Linked DNA regions of Mus musculus: region 2 is linked to region 1. Evidence: chromatin loops called from intact Hi-C (ENCODE). Cell type or tissue: heart. All regions are shown on one strand. Links, peaks and the distances in the headings refer to the core of each region. The heading gives the core; the rest is flanking DNA. Region 1 holds the start of Mrpl11 (mitochondrial ribosomal protein L11). Region 2 holds the start of Gm21992 (predicted gene 21992).

Evidence for each region. A loop is a pair of places that touch in the nucleus more often than their neighbours do. Peaks named below come from ENCODE experiments on the same cell type or tissue, not always from the same donor. Only the 100,000 strongest peaks of a DNase experiment are listed, where the experiment ranks them.
Region 2: it touches region 1 in a loop (2.0-fold over the local background); 1 of 42 quality-filtered maps calls a loop at or near these places.

The regions. Positions count from the first base shown.
Region 1 is chr19:4,959,508-4,964,881 of GRCm38, reverse strand. Mrpl11 (mitochondrial ribosomal protein L11) reads right to left here and starts at 2,576. Exons shown (of 5, transcript NM_025553.4): 1 at 2,367-2,576; 2 at 1,908-2,003; 3 at 1,463-1,556; 4 at 1,217-1,376; 5 at 1-208. The coding sequence starts at 2,489. The coding sequence ends at 103. In heart, for the core only: a CTCF peak has its summit at 2,866 (motif pointing left); a DNase peak (open chromatin) is centred at 2,811; H3K4me3 peaks cover 1,576 bases; H3K27ac peaks cover 1,153 bases.
Region 2 is chr19:4,810,139-4,815,464 of GRCm38, reverse strand. Gm21992 (predicted gene 21992) reads left to right here and starts at 3,866. Exons shown (of 3, transcript NR_157185.1): 1 at 3,866-4,293. Rbm14 (RNA binding motif protein 14) reads left to right here and starts at 3,831. Exons shown (of 3, transcript NM_019869.3): 1 at 3,831-4,293. The coding sequence starts at 3,957. In heart, for the core only: CTCF peaks have their summits at 2,717 (motif pointing right) and 3,591; DNase peaks (open chromatin) are centred at 3,764 and 4,264; H3K4me3 peaks cover 2,527 bases; H3K27ac peaks cover 2,144 bases.

The DNA.
Region 1 (5,374 bases), core at 145-5,144:
AAACTAGAAATCGGGTTGCCATGAAGTCCTTTGGCTCAGCTTCCTCTGTGGCCCCCTTTCTCAGCCTCTCACTTCAAATTCTCAGAGTGTAGAAAGTTGGGGTCACTTCTTGGCAGCTTCTGCCTGGGCTGCCAAATCTGCCTCTTTCTGAGCAGCCAAAAACACAGCTCGTTCCTTCTGGAAAGCCTCCAGTTCTTCTGCACTGAGGCTACAGAAGGAGACAGACAGTCAGTGAGGAGCGGGTCCTGGCGCAGATCCCAGCTGCCCTGTCCACTCCCCTCCCTGGACTTTCCAACTGTCATACCTCTACTCATCTGTGGTTTCTCTTCCTGGAACCACAACTCACACACGCTACCTTCCTCTGCCTTGACTCTGTCTTAAAGTCCTACCTAACCTGTGGCCTCTATTATACCATTGGGATTTCTTAGGCCTTCCTTTGAGCCACAAATCTACATACTTTAAGGATTTAAACCATCCAGGAAAACTGTGCTCTAACCTCACCCCCGTGAGGAACAACTGACGCCAGTCTTGCTGTAGGGAATGACACCAGCAGCAAGCGGCCAGTGATGACTGTCCCTGCTCCTGTCTCTGCTGCGCTCTGGGGCAAATGCTCTCCTACTTGACAAGGGAACCTTCTGACTCGTCCCTCCCTCAGGCCACATCCCATATGCCTCTAGACAAGACTCCTCGACCAGAGTGAACTTAGCTTCAGCTCCTTCCCTCTCCTTGTAATCTTACGCTCTCTTACCCTCCTTTTCCTGGGCAGTTTCCATGTCACCTCCCTCAGAGTCCTCAATGACACATCAGGTAAAAGCAGGAAATCTCCTCTCTGCTTGCATGACATCCATTGATTTTATAACATTGACACCTGCTAGTCTAGGCCTCTATGTATGGGTCGGCCTTTAGGACTACACATTTCTCCAGAGTGGCCAGGCACTACTGGCCATTCCTGGTTCTAGCCAGTGCCCAGATCCATGTCCAGGACAGAACAGGTGCTTATGAAATATATTCCAAACAAGATGAGGCTTCAACCCATATCCTTCTGCTAGAATCTGCTAGACATGTATGAAAATGTCACAATGAAGCTTAATATGCATAACTAACATAGGCTATAAATTAAGAAGAACAAATAAAGCCCAACCACCTCACTGTAATGGGCCTTCTCAGCTTTCCTCCCAAATGAAGAACTTACTTGGATTCCTCTCAAGATACTCACTCCTTCACCACTCGAATGCCCAGGGAACGGGCAGAGCCAATGATGGAACGGACCACAGAAGACAGGGGCACATCTTGCATGGCAAAAGCATCATCCTTAGCTTTGACACAGGCAATCTCATATACGTGCTTCAAACTCACCAGGCCTGCCACCTCTTTCCCTGGGAAGAAGGAGCAAAGAATTCTTCAAGTGCCACTACATTTCTCTGGATACATCAGACTCTCAGGTGCCCACTCTAGTCCTTACCTGTATGCCGGGCCCCCTTCTCGATCCCAGCAGCTGCCTTCAAAAAGTAAGAAACAGTGGGCTGCCCAATCTTGAGCTCAAATGTCCTGTCGGGCTTAACAGACAAAGATACATGAGAATTTCTTGGTTTTCTATCCAGTCCAAGACATTTCTAATGTCCCTTTCCTTCTCCCACCAACTTGCACACCACAAAAGACAGAAAAACAAATCTACAGCACACATCCCTGCCATTTTTATTCCTAGCCCAAATCTCCTCTGGAAGCCCCAGTGAGATGAGAGGTAAGAACCACAATATGGCAGGATCAAGCCAGTTCAGAGAAATTATGGTCTAGGCTTCTGTTTAAATGATAAGTGGAAGGTAGCAACCAAGTTAAGAGTCAGAGAAGCAACCAGAGTGACTAGTTTCAAGGGCCAAGGAAATATATGGGAGAATGGGTCTCTCTACCTTTATAAAAATTTTTGTAGGCAGGGGAATGCCTTCTTTGATGTCCTTTGTCTTCTCGTTGAACTCTTTGCAGAACTGGTTGATAGAGACACCTCGCTATAAGGAACGCATACACAAAGTTAAGTATGGGAGCTGAAGGCTTTCTACCAACCAGGAGCCCCTGTCCTTTCATCTTTGTGTGTGTGGGGGGGGGGGGCGGGGGTATGGGTGTGTGTTGTTATATTTCTTCTACTCTGGTTCTATAGCTTTGGGTGCCAGGCAATTCGTCCACAAGGTACCACTTAATCAGCAACTAGCCAACTTGGGGGTCAGAGGTGCTGAGGTCAAAAGAGGCTCCGTAAGTAATACAAGGACATAAGGCCTGAAGGTGTGAATAGTGGAGACAACGTTTATAAAGGAGACTTCCCCGGCTCCAGCGCACTCTCCCACGTCTCCCAGGCCGGGTTCCGCACACCGCACCTGACCCAAGATGGGACCTAGTGGAGGCCCAGGAATAGCTTGGCCTGCTCGCACGATGGACCGGATCACGCCGCCGGCCTCGGGCTTCTTGAGGGTCCGAGTGGCCCGGCTTAGCTTGGACATGATGTAGGATTTTAATCTTAGCTCGCCTCGGAGAAGCAAAGAACTACGCTCTGGGCGCGGCCATTTTGGGTCAGAGGTGAAGGGCCCTCGTGTTCGGCTAGGGTAAATGAGACCAAAAAAGAGCAGTCTTGTTTCAGGCATACAGCTCTCCAACTAAAGACCAATTACGGAATTTAAGAATTAATTGAACTTTGCGCTCTGAAGGCAGGACGAGAACCTATATGGTTTCAGTACACACAATCCCTCAGCGGTGCGCACAGGCATCACCTTAGACAGCCAAACAGGAGTTCGGGACTTTGAGTCTCCGCACAGCATTGTGGGTATGTAGTTCAGCGCCTTATCCTGCGCCTGCTGTTGGCCGTGTTCTGGGTTGCCATCTGCTGGACACAGTGATATCTTAGCGTTTGATATGGAGCAAGTTATGCAAAATCCCTTGAGTCTTTTGTTTCCTCATGTGGTTTTTCATGGAAGGCAATATGATTATAGACGGGAAATGAAATGGCAGACTGCTGCTCTTGCTGGCTATGAACCTGATTCATAGCTAGACAAAGAGTTAGAGCTAGGATTAGGCTACTGTTTCTGTTACCTATGAAAATCTTTGACACCGCGAATATTATAGGTACCTTTCAGAATTGTTGTGACAGCTCAGTAACACACGTTGAACCAAGAAGGCATTTACCGCTATTTATACAAAGGGAAAAGCTCTTCCCCGCGCTTTTGAAATGCTAAGTTTGTGAATTCTCATCCCAGTCAAACCTGATTTTCCACTAGCTTATTAGGCATACTTTATTGCTTCCCCGTCTTTCATTTTTTCATTGGAAGATGACTTTTTGTGTCTCAGAACTCCGCATCCCGCTCTATTCTGTCCAGGATTCCTGATTATTACTTGCGTTTTAGGGAATGGTATTTGAGCCAGGTGGTGTTTGAAGCCTTTATTATCCCTCCCTAGAGCAATCTTGTGTATCTAGGCACTTTAGGGTAGTAGCAATGGCCTTGGTAGGACTCTTTGACTCACAGACTCTTCCTGACCACACGTGGCTGCAAAGCTCCAATAACTGTAGGTTGAATGCTCCATTATTTTCTCCAACAGTTCAGGATATAAAGTTCTCTGATCCAGTCTCCAGACTGAGACTACTTCGAAGGAACTATCCACTAACTCACTGTTTGCGATCCTTCAGATTCGAGGGGAATTCTCCAGTTTCTTTTTTCTTTTTTTTTTCCTTTTCTTTTCCTTTTTAAAAAATAATTCCTCTCCAGACAACCAGGCAGCCTATTATGTAGCATACCACTTCAAATTCTATCATCTTCCTCTAAACCGCCTCTCACAAACCTCCATTTTTTTCTTTCCTCTACCATTTCCTTGTGTGTGCAATGTACGTTTTTGCGTGTGTGTGGGTGAATGTGTGTGTGGATTTGCACATGTGTACACACACGAGAAGGGCCGAGGCTGATGTTAAGATCCTCTTCCATTGCCCTTCTGAGGTGGGGTCTCTTACTCAAACTAAGAGCTTGCCAGTGGTTCATCTTGTTAACCAGCTTGCTCTGGAGTTCTTATGCTGGCCTGGAACTACAGGGATGTCACCATGCCCAGATGGCATTTACCTGGGTTTCTTAAGACCCAGCCTCTGGCCCTGACTCTTTTTCAGGAAACACTTTAATCACTGAACCATCTCCTAACCCCATCCCACCACTGTTTTTGAAAATGTTTGTAGACTTGAACTTCCCTACAACCTGCTGGCAAAGAAAGTCAGGTCCTTTGTGTAAGGATCTAAAGGCCTCATTTTTATCTCCATCTTCTGTGCCCAGTGAAATCCCTGAGCCAGTGCTGTGGTGGTGGTGGGAGCAGTATGTCGCCCTAAGAGACACCCCTGCCACAGGAGCTAACTGCTTGGTAGAAAGGGGTCTCAGCAGCTTCAAGCTCCTGAAACGTCCCTTGCATCCTCCCTGCATAACTCTGTAAGCTGGGGCAAGGACAACTGACATGCTGGGGCTCTCTGTGGTGCTATACCAAAATAGAGAATCCATCCCATCAGAGGATCTCTGTGAAAGAAAGAAGGTAGACCCCATATTGAATGACTTTCTTCTTCTTCTTTTCCTTCCCCTTCCCCTTCTCCTCCTTCTTCTTCCCCCCTCCTCCTCTCCTCTTTCTTCCTCCTCATCTTCCTCTCCCTTCTCCTCCTCCTCATCTTCTTCATCACCATCCTCTTCCTTCTTCTCTTCTTCCACATCCTCTCCTCTCCTCATCCTCTTCTTCCCCCCCCTTCTCCTACTCTCCTCCTCTTCTTCTTTTGACACAGGGTTTCTCTGTGTAGCCCTGGCTTTCCTAGAAACTGACTTTGTAGACCAGGCTGGCAACTGGTATGATACCAGTGACTTTTCTAATGAGGCATAAAAGAAATGTCTATTTTCCTCATATGGAGAGGGAATCACCACATTAAAAAAAATTATGGCAAGTCTAGCTTGAGAATTAATGAGTTTCTTGGAGTTACTTGCAGGAGTGTGGGGGACTTATGAGCACTTGTACCACTGAAAAATTCTACCAGTCAATTTTTCCCTCTTCCTCCACTCCCTGTGGTGTGTGGGAAATGAGTTTATTTACCAGTGTGCATGTAATTGTGCAGGTGCTCACGTGCTTGTTAGTGTGGGGGCTACAAGCTGACACTGGATATCTTCCTTGATCATGCTCCATCTTATCTTAGAGACAGGATCTTTCATGAACTTGGAACTCATCAATTTAACTCATGTGGCAGGACAATTGAAGGATCTCTCTGTCCCTGCTGGACACCCAGTACTGGGGTTACAGACGTAAACTGCTGTGTCCAGTGATTTTTACATTGGTCCCAGGTTTTAACATGGGTGCTGGAGATCTGATTTAAGTTTTCCTA
Region 2 (5,326 bases), core at 327-5,326, 150 kb after region 1:
GTCTTAAAGCTCATGCCCATAGTGACACAGTTTCTCCAACAAGACCACACCGCCTAATGGTGCCACTCCCTGGATCAGGCATACACAAACCATCACACCATGGTCCCTTCTTCCTCCTCTTTTCTCATGTATCTGCCTCAGATTCCCAAGCTCTGGAACCAAAGCCCTGCCTACTCTCCTGTAAACATCTTTATTCAACCAACAGTTCTAAATTAAGGAGCAAGGTTTGCAGGACAAAACCTGGCATGTGTGAGAATTTGCTCTTGGGATGCAGAATTTAGCGTTCAATCCATAGTAACAGGCCAGACCTCAACACTGTGTAAAACTCAGTTCATTTCATTTAGAAACAAAGCATGTTCACTAAACACACTGAGTTGAATTCTATTCACCACTTTGGAAAGCACTGCCAGTGGTAAGATGGCAATAAAATCCAGTTAATTAGCATTTTCTTTCTTTTCTTGTTTTTTGTTTAAAGATTTTATGTGTATGAATATTTTGCCTGCAAGCATATATCTTTATACCACATATGGGCTTGGTGCCACAGATCCCCTGGAACTGGAGTTACAGGCTTGAGAGCTGCCATGTTGGTGCTGGAAACTGAGTGCAGGCCCTCTAGAAGAGCAGCCTTTGCTCCTAACCACTGAGGAATTTCTTCAGTCCCTCAATTTGTATTTAACCATAAAGATCATATTTCACAAAAAACACTTCACATGATATATGCATTATTAGAAATGCCTTTCAAGGGGACTTGCCTAGAAACATCTTTGGGCTTATTTCTGCTGTTTAATAATGGTTATGTGTTTGTACAGATGATAGGCTCAGTATGAAGGTGAGGGTTCTGTCTACTGAAGTCATTCTGGATGACAGAAACCTTAGCTCAGTATGTCCACTATCAGCCGAAGGACAGCACTTCTAACTTTCATTGGCCAGAGTGAGTCATATAGCCATACCTAACTTGGGTAAAGTCTTTGACACACCTTTGATCTAGGAGAAAGGGGCTTAAACATTGTGTGTGTACAATCATACATATATACATATGTATATATGTATCCTTTTTTTTGTATTGGGGGGGAAGTAGGTGTTTGTAGAATTTCAAGAACAACACAAAGGAATCAGTTCTTTCCCTCCACCATTTTGGTCTTGAGAAGTAAACTCAAGTCACCAGACAGGTTGCAACCATCCATATCCACTGAGACACCTCACTGGCCCTAACAGGAATTTAAATCAGGGCTGCTTCTTCTCTTTTTTTCATGAGGCTCCTTATATAAGGTACAGAAAATAAGTATTAAAATTAAACATTAATAACAAATTATAGATACATTTACTCAAAACAATTTTTGCTTACAATTTTTGATTTTATGTGCATGAGCAGAATTAGGCCATCAGAGTGACAGTGAGTACCCTTCCCATCTGAGATAGTTTATTGTCCCTCATCAGAGTGACAGTGAGTACACTTCCCATCCGAGATAGTTTATTGTCCCTCAAAGGATATTTGTACACTCATGTTCTACATTATTCAAAATGGCTGCAGTTTCAACACAACCAAAGTGCCCACTCCTGAAGCAATGGACTGAGAAACGTGGCATACATGCAGTAAAATATCATGCCTTAAAATGAAAGGGAAGTTTGATACACTACAATGTGAAGCTTGAAGACAAATATTTGTATAATATACTTCTGTGAAGTACCCCAAATACTCAAATTTATGGAGAGAAAGTCAAATGTTGGTTTCAAGGGACTGGAGAGAGAGGGTGATGGTGATGGGGATTACTGTTAATAGGCACAGCATTTCAGCTGAGGAAGGTAAACTATCCTGGAGATGGATGGTGCTGGGGTTTGTACAATGTAAATGTACTTGATAGCACAGACTGTGCACTTGGACATGGTTAAAATGATTCATTTTATGTTATATATTCATCTTTGCTGTGGAGCTGTTTCCTCCTAATTATAAAGTGCTTTTCTTGAAGGAAAGGGGAGCTCACATGAACAAGAAACCCACAAAGGGATAGAGAGATGGCTTAGCAGTTAAGAGTACAGGAGCAGCCGGGCGTGGTGGGCACTCGGGAAGCAGAGGCAGGCAGATTTCTGAGTTTGAGGCCAGCCTGGCCTACAAAGTGAGCTCCAGGACAGCCTGGGCTACACAGAGAAACCCTGTCTCGAAGGAAAAAAAAAAAAAAAAAAAAGAACAGAAACAGCTCCCAGCAGCATCCATATGACAGCTCACTAACATCAGGATCTGACGCCCTCTTCTGGCTTCCGCAGGCACTGCATGCACGTGGTATATGAATACATACAGGCAAACATTCATACACACAAAACATTAAAAGAAAGCCGCCAAGACTCAAGAGACCTCTCCCCAAGGTTATTTGTTTATTTGACATAGGGTCTCACATATCCCAGGCAATTTGGGATGACTTTCAACTTCTGACCCTTAAAGCTGTGAGTACAGCAGTGGGCTGCTTTGTTCTGTTCTTTTGAAATTTTTTTAGTTTTGTTTGTTTGTTTTTGAGACAGGGTTTCTCTGTGCAGTCCTGGAACTCACTCTGTAGACCAGGCTGGCCTCGAACTCAGAAATCTGCCTGCCTCTGCCTCCCAAGTGCTGGGATTACAGGGATGGCTTAAATTTTTTTAAAAGATTTATTTATTATTATATCTAAGTATACTGTAGCTGTCTTCAGATGCACCAGAAGAGGGCGACAGATCTTACTATGGATGGTTGTGAGCCACCATGTGGTTGCTGGGATTTGAACTCAGGACCTTTGGAAGAGCAGTCGGTGCTCTTAACCACTGAGCCATCTCTCCAGCCTTTTTTAAATTTAACGTTATTTTATGTGTGTGGGTGTTTTGCTTGTTTCTCTGCGTACCACAGATGTGCAATGGCCAGTTCTCTTGGAACTGGAATTAGCTGGTTTGTAAGCCCTCATGTTGGTGCTGGGAATCGAACTCAAGTTTTCTGGAAAAGCAGCAAGCTCTCTTACCAGTGAGCAGCCCCTCTAAGTTTTTGCTGTTTTTTTAAAGACAGGGTCTCTCTATATCCTTGCCTATCCTGGATCTCACTATGTAGACCAGGCTGGCCTCGAACAAATTTCTTTCGATTTTGCTTCCTGGTTGCTGGGATTAAAAGGGTGCCCACCACTCCTGGCCCCCTCCTCATATATTTTTAAGATCCAACTTTTGGCTTCCTCAGGATTACTGATCTTCTACTTTATGGAACATAATACTGTGATAAACTTCATGCATACAATAAATGGTCATCATCGTAATTCTCGAAATTCCATCAGGTTGAGACAGACAGACGCTCAATATTCACTGTCTGCAAAATCCTCCAGAGCTCAAGCAACCCCAAGTAATGTGCTTGCAAAGAAAGAGTTACAGTCCCTTCCTACTCCAAGCATATAGTGTCGGGGGCCAATCCCAGACTAAAAGGGGTTTGTCCTGGTTTCTCCTCCGGGCGCGGCCTTACCGCAGACGCTGAGGCTGCCATCACAACACCCAGGGTTTGGCTGCGGCAGCTCAAACGGAGGAGCCCGGACTTCCCTAAAGAACAAAGTTTTCCTTGGGGCCCCGCCGGGACGCCACACCCTGGCCGGAGGTAGCTCTTCTGACTAGGCCTCTGCGGACTCGGCCGGAGCGCGCTTCCCCGTCCCCAGCCCTCCTTTCCCCTCCCCCCGAAGGTGGCGGTTGGTCGCGCGCCTCTATGCTTTTTCCACCCCCTCCGTTAACAAGGGGCTCCAGGCCCTCTGGGATTGGCTGCGTCAAAGGACATCTGCTCTCAACCTGTTTGATTGGCTGCTATCCGCGCGCGATGCCGCCTCCAATTGGTTAGGTTAGAGCGCCTGCGCGGCGGGGTTCTCGGTCGCCAGCCATTCCTGTGGAGGACTGCGGGTCGTTCGGACGTTTTGCCTGTCGCTGTAGGAGAGGTCCTGTCTCTCCGAGAAGGCGGTTGCGGCGGCAAAATGAAGATTTTTGTGGGCAATGTCGATGGGGCGGATACGACACCGGAGGAGTTGGCAGCTCTCTTCGCGCCCTATGGCACGGTCATGAGCTGCGCCGTCATGAAACAGTTTGCCTTCGTGCACATGCGCGAGAACGCTGGCGCGGTGCGCGCCATCGAGGCCCTGCATGGCCACGAGCTGCGTCCAGGTCGCGCGCTCGTGGTGGAGATGTCGCGCCCGAGGCCCCTGAACACTTGGAAGATTTTCGTGGGCAATGTATCGGCTGCATGTACAAGTCAGGAATTGCGCAGCCTCTTCGAGCGCCGTGGACGCGTCATCGAGTGTGACGTGGTAAAAGGTAACGCGGGAGCGCGCTCGGGAGGGGACACGCGCGGTGCTCTCTGCCTCTTAGCCACGCCCCTCACTCTGGGGTTGGTCCTCAGGGTTGGGAATGATGGGGAAGTGTGCAGGAGCGGGGCCTAAGGTGCTGGGGGCGAGTTGGGTAGAGCCACCCTTCTCCCCTGCGGTCCCAGCAACATTCATCAAGTGGGAGGAGTCGGTTCCGGGCGGGTGCAGTGGCCACTGCAAGCCGAAGCCTCGGGGCTGGGGACGCGCCAGAGATTTGCGAGTGTGCGGGGTTGGGAGGAGGCGCCTTTTCCTGGTTGCATGAGCCTGGCACCAAAATGAAATGGAAAGGGAAGGGCACCAACCGGATTATGGAGCGGTGAAAAGAGTTCGCCACTTCCCCACTTCCTCTCCAGAATTTGGTCAGATCGAGGGAAAAGGGAAAAGGTTGGGTTGAAGCCCCAAGGCCGCTCTGGCGTTCCTTCCCGATGCTTCCCGGAAGGTAGCGGGCCCTTGGTTTCTCGGGTTCGGGCTTTTTTAGTATTGTCTGGAATGAATCTGCTTGTGGGCATGGGAGGGGCCTTTTCGGAACCCCTTTGACCTTTCAGTATTCGATGGGTTAGCCTTGGCGGTTTTGTGCTTTTTAATTCTTTTCCTCCACCCTCCACTTTGTGTTGGGTTTTACAACTTAACAAGTGGAAGCCCCGGTTTTCTGCGTTATTTTTGCATGTGAAAGGGGGCTATTAAGCCTCTCCCTCGTTAGCCTTTTACTTGCTAAGCTGGTGCCTCCGGGCACAGATGTTTATTAGCTTGGTGAGATTGCAAAGGGGAATACTCTGGCTGGGGGGGGGGGGGGTGTTGAGAGGGGCGTGTGAGATTTCTATTAAACTTGGTTTTAACACCATTTATTTAGTTAGTACTTTTTATTGCTTGAATAATTCTTAGGACAGCTTGCTAGTTTGCTATTTCCTTTGAGGAAATGTCTTTTTCAGACCCTGTTGATTTTCATATGTTGGGGTTTTATCTCTTTATCTTTCAAATACCTG